Regions from separate parts of the Homo sapiens genome. Here all the other regions are linked to region 1. The links are chromatin contacts, found by Hi-C or POLR2A ChIA-PET in ENCODE. All regions are on one chromosome and are shown on one strand. Each heading gives the region's core, a stretch centred on a gene start or an enhancer-like site at or near the end of the contact. The rest is flanking DNA. Distances are from core to core; before and after follow the strand shown.

Region 1 (2,594 bases), core at 95-2,594:
GCATGGAGCTGGAACATTTCAGCACATTTGCTTGCTTGCATGGAACTGGATCTCTGCTGCCCTGGCACTCTCGCAGCCTACATTACTCACATAGCAATTAATGGTGTGTAGCCTCTTGGCTTTCCACTATTACCAGTTCAGGACTGGTATTGAAACCCTGTATCGGGGAACTTTGTGTGTTTATGTCCTGTCTTGCCCCCAGGGGCTGAGCCTCCTGAGGACAGAATCCTCCAAATCCTCCTCCATCCACACATTCCAGGGGCACGGCCCAGTGCCCTTCCTGGCATTTAAGAGGTGCTCGGCCACTGGGTTCAGGTTACTCTACCCAGAAGCCAAGGAGTTGGTTCCTGGGCCTCTGGCTGGGAGAGTAGAGATGCCCAGAAGATTCCCTGGGCCATGAAGCTTTACTCCCATCTCTGACAACCCAAGAGAAAGGGCTCCAACCATCCCGGCCACCTTCAGGAGCCGGGTCTCCCATAGGCCACTCTCTCTCTGACAGGTTACTGCCCCTTCAGGAAAACCCTCTGAAACTGAAAAACGTACTCTCCTTGGAGACCCGGGCCTACAGAGGAAGAGGGCCAGACTGGGCCAAGAATCAAAGCCTGTGCCCGCTGAGACTTCTGGACTCGTCCTGGGTCTGAGGGCCTCACGCCCCCTAGAGATGAGTCCCAGGACCCCATCTCGGTCATGAAGCGGCTTCCCTCTCCCCAATCTCCCCCTAACTTCGCGGGAAACCCTAGCTCCTGGCCATGCTCCCAGGTCTGGCAATGAAAAGTGGAATTGTCACCAGGCCATGCCTACACCAAACCCAGGGAACTCGGGAGAGGGGGTAGCCCAGGGTCCAACACACACAACCACCCAGCAACTGCTCCCTGTGAGTCCCTCTTGCCTCCCAGGGACCAATCCTGAGCGGGTGTGGGGTGAAGGCCCAGGACCTCACCTCTCCAAAGGATGGGGAGTTGGTGTCTGGAGCAGCCTCGGGCTGGGGGGTGCCCGGGGGATTCCAGATTTGCCCTCCCCTCGCCAGCCCCAGGGCAGGACACTTCGGTACCTGCCAGCCCGCGGCTCCGGGGGGCATCCGTGCTCCTGCGGCCGGCGTGCTGCGCCCGAACTGCGGGCGCCGAGTCAGGCAGCGACGGGGCGCGCCCGGCGCGCGCTCTGGCTCCAGCTCGCTCCTCCCAACTTCGCCAGCCCATGCGGGGGCAGAGGTGGCTCCGGAGGTGGGCAGGCCAGGCGGACCCGGCGAGGCCACGCGAGAGGGAGCCCGTGCTCACCGGCGACGGGACCTGCGCGCCCCGGCCCGTGCGCGCCGCGCTGCTCCCCAGCGCCCCGCTACCCAACGCCGAGGGGCGGACCCGACCCGGCCGCCAATCACCGCGCCCGCCCCCGCCCGGACCGCGAGTCCCGGCCCCACCGCGAGGGGCGGGGGGCTCAGATTTAAAGACACACTCAGCCCAGCCGCAGCCCCCGGGCGGGAGGAACGCGGGCGCCACGTTCCCCGGCTGCGCTTCCTCCCTCCGCCCGCCCACCCTCCGCGAGGAGGAAAAGTTTGGGGCGGGGGAGACTGCCCGGGAAGCCAGTTCCTCTTCCCTCGTCGCTAGTGCGGCTCCTTCTGGAAGACACCCAAACCCGACATCCAGCCTCCTGGCTGCGAGAGGCAGCAGCGCTCTGGGCGCCACACCCCGTCCCGGACGCCGGCTACCCGCGACACCCGCTGGCCCGGCTTCCCTCGCCCCCCTCTGCTTTACAGCCAGGCCGAGCCTCGGCGGGACCGAGCCCAGCATCCGGGCTCCGGGCCGGCCTCGCTGTGCAGTGCGGCCGGAGCTGGATGATGGTGCGCTCTGCACTTTTGCCTCCCACGTGTCGAAGGGGAGCCCCTAAACAGCAGACGGTCCCCCCAAGCAGGGGCTTCTCCCACGCCCCGGGGTCCTAAGGAAACGCGCCCCTCGGCCCCCAGAGGTGAGAGGGGAACAGCAGAGCAGAGCTTTGGATGGAGAGGGGTCCCTCCGCCCCCACCCATCATGCGGCTCCAGGCAGTGACCCGCACCATAGGCCTGCCCCCCCCACCACTCCTCACCCCACACGCGCGGACTAGCACTAGGCGGCAGCCAGCCCGGCCCACTCCGACGGCCCCGCACGCCCCCGCGAGCACGTGGGTGAACGCACCCACGTGCGTGCGTTCACTCTTCGCTGTGCTTCCTCGCGGAGAGATAGGCTTTGTTGTGGTTGGTGAGTCACTTCCTCCCTCTCGCTGCTCCACACTCGGGAAATCCTTTTTTCTCACCTGTTACCACCTGCCTCACCCCCATTCAGGACTGGAGCTGGATTTCGGCGAGCTGGGGTTGCCCCAGGATGCAGGCAGTGTAGGCCCCACCTCTGTCAGGCTGGAGAGCGCTGGGCTGGGAGAGGGGAACACATTCCCCATGACCCCTAAGAATAACTGAAGACAAGAGAAATCACTCATTGTGGTGGTCTCACCATGTCCCTAGCACCTAGCTCTTAAGTGCCTCGCGAAGTTATAAGGTCGGTACTTTTCTGATCCCTATTTTAACAAATGAGGAAACAGGCCCAGGGAAGACTTGTCCTCAGCTCCA
Region 2 (2,594 bases), core at 32-2,531, 120 kb after region 1:
TGTTTTGAGGTGGAGTCTCATTCTGTTGCCCAGGCTGGAGTGCAGTGGCGCGATCTTGGCTCACTGCAACCTCCGCCTCCTGGGTTCAAGCAATTCTTCTGCCTCAGCCTCCTGAGTAGCTGTGACTACAGGCACCTGCCACCACACCCTGCTAATTTTTGTATTTTTAGTAGAGACGGGGTTTCACCATATTGGCCAGGCTGGTCTCAAACTCCTAACCTCGTGATCTGCCCGCCTCGGCCTCCCAAAGTGCTGGGATTACAGGTGTGAGCTACTCTGCCCAGCACTACATACAGGTTTTAAAACTTTATTTATTTGTTTTTATTTTTTTGAGACAAAGTCTCAAAAGGTCTGGCTCTGTTGCCCAGGCTGGGGTGCAGTGGCATGATCTTGGCTCACTGCAACCTCTGCCTCCCAAGCTCAAGCGATCCTCCCACCACAGCCTCCCAAGTAGCTAGCTGGGACTACAGGCATGCACTACCACACCCAGCTACTTTTTGTATTTTTTATAGAACCAGGGTTTTACTGTGTTGCCCAGGATGGTCTTGAACTCTTGAACTTAAGTGATCCTCCCACCTTGGCCTCCCAAAGTGCTTGGGTTACGGGCGTGAGCCACCATGCCCAGATTGCATACAGGTTTTTGAAAGAGCTCTTGTCCTCACTTTACTGAAGAAGAAACTGAGATTGGAGTTAAGTAACTTGCCTGAGGTCCCACAGCAAGAAAGAGTTGGCCCAAGAAAGGATTCAATTTGGATTCTGAGAAGAAGATATTGCTTTCTAGGTCTCTTGTGTGGTTAGAAGTTATTCTGACTGAGTATGATAGCCACTGGCTGGAGGGCCTCATGCTCAGCTTTCTTCTCTGAGGCCAACTCTCTGTAGCACATTATTTCCTAGAGAGGCAGGGGCTTCTGCAGCAGGACGTGAGAAGGCACCTCTGAGATGCAGGATTCGTGTGTGCGTTTGTCAGAGGGGTGTCCACACAGCCCTCTGAGCGTGCGGCTGCTCTCCCCAGCAGCTCCCGTGAGCTTTGCCCTGGCAGGACTTTAGCTCTGTTCCCTATGTCCCCATCAACACCCATCTCCACTGATCCAGGTTTTTGGGCGTTTGAGGAAAAACATACCCCAAGGGTCACTGCATGTTGGGGATGTTCCTTTCTTTAAACTGGAGATATTTGTAAGAAGTCATTAAGTGCTTGTAAAACTCTTGCACAATATACAAGTCCATGAAATAGGAAGTGAAAGAAAAAAATCCCCCTAAACCCACTGGCACTTTCAAGTTGAGTGGTTTCCCCACGTCTCAGAAGACGCGCCTTCCCGAAGTGCCTTTCTGCCCTTCTCTTCCCGACAACCCTCCCGGGCCCAGTAGCTGTGTGTGCTATTGCGGTGGGACTTTCTGGACGTATGTGGTCCTCGGTGAGCTCTTCCTCCCATGCCCTTTTCTCTATAAGGGGCATGAGACAGGAAACAGGCTCAGAAACATTGCTCTAGAGATCGGGAGTAAAACACCCCCAAAGACCTGAAAGTGGTTGTCCCTGGGGGAGGGGATTTGTCAAGAGGGAGCAAGTCCGGCTGCTTTTTGTCTTAAGCCTTTTAGAGCCAGCCAGCTCTGTAAGCACTACAACAAACAGCTTTGTTAAAGTGATGCCTAATTGTGCCCAGTGATGCACGGCACGATCCCTTGATGAGCAGTTGTTTTGCTCGCTGTCTGCATCCTGTGTGTCCCTACTTTGGAAATTGAGTGACATTTCAGAGACTGGCAGCTCAAGTCATGGGGGGCTCCTGTTTGACAGAGGGCTGTCTGAAGAGCCTTTGTTTAGTAGAATCATGGAGTCAGAGGATGTCTGGTCTGGTTGAGACCCCAAATCATCTAGTCCAAACCCTCATTTTACAGATGAGGGGACAAGGCCCATGAAGAAGTAGTGTCTCTGAGCTCCCCCTGGCTGATAGTGGAGGGGCTGGGATAAGAATTAGGCCTCCTGAGTTACAGCCCAGGGCGGCCTCCACACCGAGGGTCACGTGTGCCTCTGAGTACCAGAAGCATGAACAAAGCGAGAGAAGAGAGTGAAGAGACTCTGTCTCTGCTGCTCTGTCCTGAAATAGTCTGCTCAGAGGGGAAGCAGGAGGAACCCAGGGCACAAAAAATTTCCATGAGCGTGTAAACCTCATGCCCTTAGGCAGGCAGGAGCAGCCAGCACTCAGTTACTGTCATTACCACCCCATTATCATCATCAATACAGGAAGCAGCTACATCAGGAGGAGGCCTGGCCCCTCTAGGCCAGTGATGCTTCAGCTAAAACACAGATGCCTGGGCCTTACCCCCAGAGTTTCTGATTCTGTGGGACTGGGGTGGTGCCTGAGAATGTGCCTTTCTGACAAGTTCTGGGGTGATGCTAATGCTGTGGGTGATGCTGATGCCCTTGGAGAACCACTGCACTGGAGTAGCCCTTGCTACTTAGTGTGGTCCTTGGACCTGCTGGGTGGAAATGCAGACTCTTACGCCCCACCTAGACATGTGGCATCAGAATCTGCACGTTGGCAGTGTCCCCAGGTGTCACACTTTAGTTTGAGAGGTGATGGTATGGTGCAGAGTTCACC
Region 3 (2,594 bases), core at 66-2,565, 120 kb before region 1:
GGTGAAGCTGGGATCAGAACCTGTTTAGACTTTGCCTCTCTTTTCCCGCAGATACTTTGCAGGACTTCTATGTCCCTCAAACCGGCCTTCCTGTCATGGTCAGGAAAGAAACTCCTCACAGCCTCAGCATCCAAGTCAGGCCATGGGTGACAGCTGGAAAGTGATCAGGAGGCTGCAGTTTCTAGAAGAGGGTGGGGACACTGCGGAGAGAAGATGGGGCCAGATTCCGAGAAGACAGCATAAGCCCCTGTTCCTGTAAGAGCAGGGACGGAAGCAGGGACATAAACGCAAGGGATGAGCCCCAAAGTGTGACCCATGAGACATGATGTCACATGTGGTCTGGAGCCTGCGGCCACTTCTTCCCATCATATACACAGTTATGAGAACAAGTTGTGAGAACCACCTCCTCCCTTACCCAGCTGCCCCCACCCCAGAAGCCGTGTGATTTTGCCCCCCAGTGCCCTGTGAGTCACTCCACCCATGGAAACCTCACCCCACCCTGACCTCAAGCAAGGCAGAGTGCAGAAGACATGTCCTCCGGTGCTACCAGACCACTCTCACCAGCACCCACGACCTCAGCAGGGCTGGAGCCAGCGTGGAGGCCACTGGCTGTCCTCACAAAGCGAGGAGCAGGAGCCCCTGTTCGAGGAACATGCTTGGAGTTCGGAGCCTGGGCTAGGGTGGGATGTAGGTTGAGCAGGAAGTGGATGGCAAGATTAGAGCAACATCTCTCTTCTCCCACTCAGGGAGGAGGGAATGGCCACAGGCTCTGACACTCAAGAAGGGCCAGGCACAGTTCCAAGCACTTCACAACAACCCCTAGGGTCTACATGACCTACAATCCCAATTGTTCAGTGAAGAAACTGAGGCACAGTGAGGCTGAAGAACCCTACCAGTCCACACTGCTGGTGCATAACCGAGCTGCCCAAGCCCCGGCGGTCTGGCGTGTAGGCCCATGCTCTGAGCCGCCGCCTCTGCTTGCCTCTTACATCCCACACATGCGATGCTGTGCATCAGAAGCAAGGAGATGGCCCTGCTGGCCTGTTCATCAACACCAGGGCCGAGTCTCAAAGTCCTCAGCGCCCCGCCCTCCTCCGCCTGTGTGCCCTGAGTCCCCGAGCCCCAGCAGCTCTACTCGGCAGATGAGCCTCTGGCCCTGCTGCTCGCTTCCTGAGGGCTGTCAGTGGGGAGCCGGATGAGGGCTGAGGACAGGGTGGGTGCTTGTGGGAGGGGAGAGCACAAAGGACCTGTGACCACAGCTGGGGGCGGGGCAGGAAGTAGAAGTGATGTGAGTGGTGGCTGGTGCAAGGAGCCACAGTGGGCTGCCTGGGGGGCTGATGCCACCATTCCAGGAGCCTCGGTGAAGAGAGGATATCCATCTGTGTAGCCGCTTCTCTATACGGGATTCCAGGTAAGGAGAGAGCAGGGATTGGGGGGCCTGGGGCCCTGGGTGGAGGGGAAGAGGCTGATGGAGCAGGAAGTGCTGTGACCTATAAGACAAGACACCTGGGTCACAGACGGTGCCCATCACTAACTCGCTGGGCAGCCCTGTGTCCACCCTGGGCCTCAGTTTCCTCATGTATGAAATGAAGAGGTAGCGTGCAGTTTCTAAGGCCCTGCAAGTGCTGACATTAAAGCTTCTAAGAAAGCTGGAAAGAGGCTCCCTGGGACAGAATACCATGAGAGTCAGGATGAGGGCTGAGTTCACTGGATTAGGGTTATGACTGTGCCCGCCTCCTAGCTGGGATGAGCCCAGGGCCTTTGAAGATTCCCCTGGCCTCTTTGCCTCCCTGGGGCGAGCCACGCTGCCTGAAATTCCACCCTTCAAGTCACACCTTTGGGCAGGGCAGGAGGCTCCAGCTATAATGGGGGCTCTCCATAGCCCTCTTGTCTCAGAACCTGTGGTACCCAAGGGCAAAGGCCTTTGAAGAGCTCAGCTTGGATAAGGTTAGGCTTGGGTAAGGTTAGAGAAAGGAGGTTCCAGATCATAAACAGGCCCAGGCAAGGCCCCAGAAACACCTTAAAATTAGGAAGAACCTTCCAGACAATCATTGTCCATAGTAGGCAATAGGGGGGCCCCTGTCACTGCCGAAGGCCACAGAGCTTGGCAGGGAGTGGCAAAGAGGGGAGGGGCAGCAAGAAAGGATCTGAAGAGCAACCATCGAGGCCTCTCCCCACACAAAATCCAAGGGTGTGGTCAGGTCTGCCCCTTTTTTTTTTTTTTTTTGAGGCAGAGTCTTACTCTATCACCCAGGCGGGAGTGCAGTGGTACGATCTTGGCTCACTGCAACCTCCGCCTCCTGGGTTCAAGCGATTCTCCTGTCTCAGCCTCCCAAGTAGCTGGGATTACAGGCACCCGCCACCATGCCCAGCTAATTTTTGTATTTTTAGTAAAGAGGGGGTTTCACCACGTTGGCCAGGCTGGTCTCGAACTTCTGACCTCCAGTGATCCACCTGCCTCTGCCTCCCACAGTGTTCGGTTTACAGGTGTGAGCCACCACACCTGGCCAGGTCGGCAGATTTTATTCTAGAATTCGGGCTGATGTTATTCCATAAAGCTCAGAGGGAGAGCCCCAAAGGGAAAATGAGAAGAA
Region 4 (2,594 bases), core at 49-2,548, 96 kb after region 1:
CCTACTAACCTATTGTAGTTTTTTCCTAGGGCTGCTATAACAAATGGACATAAACTGGGTGGCAACAGAAATTTATTCACTTACAGCTCTGGAAGCTATTAAGTCCAAAATCAAGGTGTCTGGAGGGTTAGTTCCTTTTTGGAGGCTCTGAAGGAGGAATTATTCCCTGCCCGTTCCTAGCTTCTGGTCCCTGCTGGCAGTGCTTGGCACTCCTGGCCTTGGAAATGCATCAGCTGATCCCTGCCGCCATCACCACAGGTGGTTCTCCCTGTGCGTCTCTTCTGTGTCTCTTCTCTTACAACGACACCAGTCTCAGTGGATTAGGGGCCCGCCCTACTCCAGCATGACCTTAACTCATTACATCTGCAACGGCCCTACTTCCAAATAAGATCACATTCTGATGAACTTTAACATATTGTTGGGGGTGGAGAGGGCATAAGTAACCCTTAACATCCATCGAGGCCCAAGGGAATGTGTGTTCTTTGACTGCCTAGACCCCCTAGAGGCGGAATTAAATATTCTTTTTTTTTTCTTTGAGACAGAGTCTCACTCTGTCCACTCAGGTTGGAGTGCCCATCTCGGCTCACTGCAACCTCCGCCTCCCGGGTTCAAGCGATTCTCCTGCCTCAGCATCCCGAGTAGCTGCGGCTACAGGCGCCTGCCACCACGCCCGGCTAATTTTTGTATTTTTAGTAGAGACGGGGGTTTTGCCATGTTGGCCAGGCTGGTCTCGAACTCCCGACCTCAGGTGATCCGTCTACCTCGGCCTCCCAAAGTGCTGGGATTACAGGCGTGAGTCGCCGCGCCCCGCCCTCAAGTCATATTTTATAGATGAGAACATTAGGATTGGAGACGCAGGGCCGAGACACAGGGCCTTGCATATACTAAAAACCTCAATGGGCACCCGAAGTCATCATAGGAAAATTTCCCTATGCTCCATGTTCACGTGTTTCAAAGTATCCCTGATCTGGCTAATTCAACTCCATTCCCTCGAGAAAACCCAATCTGGAGCCCCGGTCCTAGAGATCCTGGGATGTACTGCGCGTCCCACTCTGTATCTCCGCCCCCTCAGGCGTTCTCCCTCTAGAAGCAGCACACAAAGCGGTTACTCCCTGCGGCCGGGAGCGCGCGGGCTGCCCTTCCGCGCGCCACCCCCGCGCGCGCCGCTCCCCCACTGATTGGCTGAGCGCATCCCGAGCCCAGCCTGCTCCCGCCGCGGCGCCGGTCCTGGCGCCGGGATTGGCGGAGTGGCCGCGCGCGCAGATCCCGCAGCCCCGCGCGCCCCGCCCCGCCGGCTCGGAACTCGCCTGGGGCGCCGCCGGCGGCGGAGGGAGCGTGACTGCGCTGCGCAGGGCGCTAGGAGGCATTGTCGCCGTAAGTGGAGCCAAAAGCGGCCCGGAGCGGGACCACACGCTTCTTGCCCCGCAAAGTAAATGTAGTCCGAGGTCAAGCGTTGCAGGGGCTGGGGGAGAGAGGGCGAGAAGTGTTCCGATTTTTGCAGCGTCCCCTCCCCTCCCCCAGGTCACCCGGTGGAAAAGAGCAGCGGTGCACCAGCGGAGGCTCTGGCGGTGCCAAGGGGCTCGGCATGCGCGGGCTCTTGCTTGCTCACTGCACCTGGACCCCGATGGTTCAGGGGAGTGGGTGCAGAGGTGCCAGGGAATAGGGAGCTCGGAGAACCGCTCCCAGGCGGGCCTCCATTCCTCGCGGGAGGCGCCCTTGCTTGGAGAGGCTGCTGTGCATTTCGTCCCCGAAGCGACACTTTCGGGGTTTGCTTCCGCTCTGGGGAGCTGCAGACGCCTGCTCCAGAGCGTGCCTCTCGGCCTCCGGGCAGCGTGGGAGCCCCGGGGCCTCTGCGATCACTACCATTCTTCCCTCTGCCAGCTTTATTCTCCCAGTCCCCGCCTGCCGGGCCAGCGGACGAGGTGCCATTGGCTGCAGGCACCGGGGGTGAGGCGGATCCTGGCACGCGGGGCTGGGGGACCCTTGCCTGGCTACCGCGCGTAGTGCTGGAGGCTCAGTCCGAGGATGCCTAGATGTTAGCGAGGGAGCACGCGCTGAGCTTCCCGAACCCCATGCCACAAAAACAAGGCGCCAGCAGGTCCCGCTCACGTCCCAGCGGGCTTCTTTCCCTGGGGTGGGGAAGTGGGTCAACTTCGTTCTGATCTGAAGGGGGGTTTGGGACTATTTGGGTCGCTCCTCACCTCCCCACCCGCTCCCCGGCTTGGCATGGTCCAGAGCCCGGGCTGGAGCCAGCGGTAGGGCCAGCTTGCACACATGGCTCCGGAGGCTCCGGTTGCCCATCCGAGCCCCTGCCAGGCTCTAACGTTCCCAACTGACAACACCAGTAACTAAATATAGGAGCAGATGGTGGGGACGGGCTGTCGCAGCGGCTCCTTTGCAGAGGTCTCCGGACTGCAGATAAGGTAGAGTTATTGATGGTAAGGGCTGGAGTCAGGGGGCCAGGTCAGGGTTTAAGCAAAAATCACCCCTCCCCCAGCCAGCCTGAGTCCAGGTGAAACCAGGTTATAGGGACAGGAGGGCTGTATTGCCAGCTCCCCCAAAGCAGGACAACGTTTTTGTCTGGCATTGAATTT

What was found. Hi-C counts contacts between places; a loop is a spot of excess contacts on that map. ChIA-PET counts read pairs that join two places held with the same protein, here RNA polymerase II (POLR2A). Pooled maps may share reads with other maps.
Region 2: a loop to region 1 is called in a pooled map, with 4 times the contacts of the local background. The contact joins the enhancer-like site here to the promoter of PALD1 in region 1. A Hi-C loop is called at or near these places in 2 of 50 pooled maps. POLR2A ChIA-PET finds 5 or more read pairs at or near these places in 2 of 52 experiments (activated CD4-positive, alpha-beta T cell and activated CD4-positive, alpha-beta memory T cell).
Region 3: a map of naive thymus-derived CD4-positive, alpha-beta T cell shows a loop between it and region 1 (15-fold over the local background). The contact joins the promoter of PRF1 here to the promoter of PALD1 in region 1. A Hi-C loop is called at or near these places in 1 of 168 maps with a recorded cell type or tissue (naive thymus-derived CD4-positive, alpha-beta T cell) and 6 of 50 pooled maps.
Region 4: a map of CD8-positive, alpha-beta T cell shows a loop between it and region 1 (4-fold over the local background). The contact joins the promoter of LRRC20 here to the promoter of PALD1 in region 1. A Hi-C loop is called at or near these places in 4 of 168 maps with a recorded cell type or tissue (CD8-positive, alpha-beta T cell, PC-3 and naive thymus-derived CD4-positive, alpha-beta T cell) and 11 of 50 pooled maps. POLR2A ChIA-PET finds 5 or more read pairs at or near these places in 3 of 52 experiments (K562, PC-3 and WTC11).

The regions. Positions count from the first base shown.
Region 1 is chr10:70,477,517-70,480,110 of GRCh38, reverse strand. It overlaps PALD1 (phosphatase domain containing paladin 1), which reads right to left and starts at 1,344. Exons shown (of 20, transcript NM_014431.3): 1 at 1,052-1,344. RefSeq lists an enhancer at 1-14 and silencers at 1,009-1,458, 1,659-1,728.
Region 2 is chr10:70,354,263-70,356,856 of GRCh38, reverse strand. All of the region lies in intron 2 of LRRC20 (leucine rich repeat containing 20), which reads left to right. Among named protein-coding and RNA genes, the nearest start is that of LRRC20, 27 kb to the left of the region's middle. RefSeq lists enhancers at 982-1,191, 1,412-1,511. Within about 2 kb of position 1,281, at least 7 of the 41 ENCODE cell types and tissues checked have a DNase peak (open chromatin) inside an H3K27ac peak, as active enhancers do.
Region 3 is chr10:70,601,462-70,604,055 of GRCh38, reverse strand. PRF1 (perforin 1) reads left to right here and starts at 1,315. Exons shown (of 3, transcript NM_001083116.3): 1 at 1,315-1,411.
Region 4 is chr10:70,381,329-70,383,922 of GRCh38, reverse strand. LRRC20 (leucine rich repeat containing 20) reads left to right here and starts at 1,298. Exons shown (of 5, transcript NM_001278212.2): 1 at 1,298-1,374. RefSeq lists enhancers at 794-893, 1,424-1,623, 1,468-2,087 and a silencer at 1,024-1,393.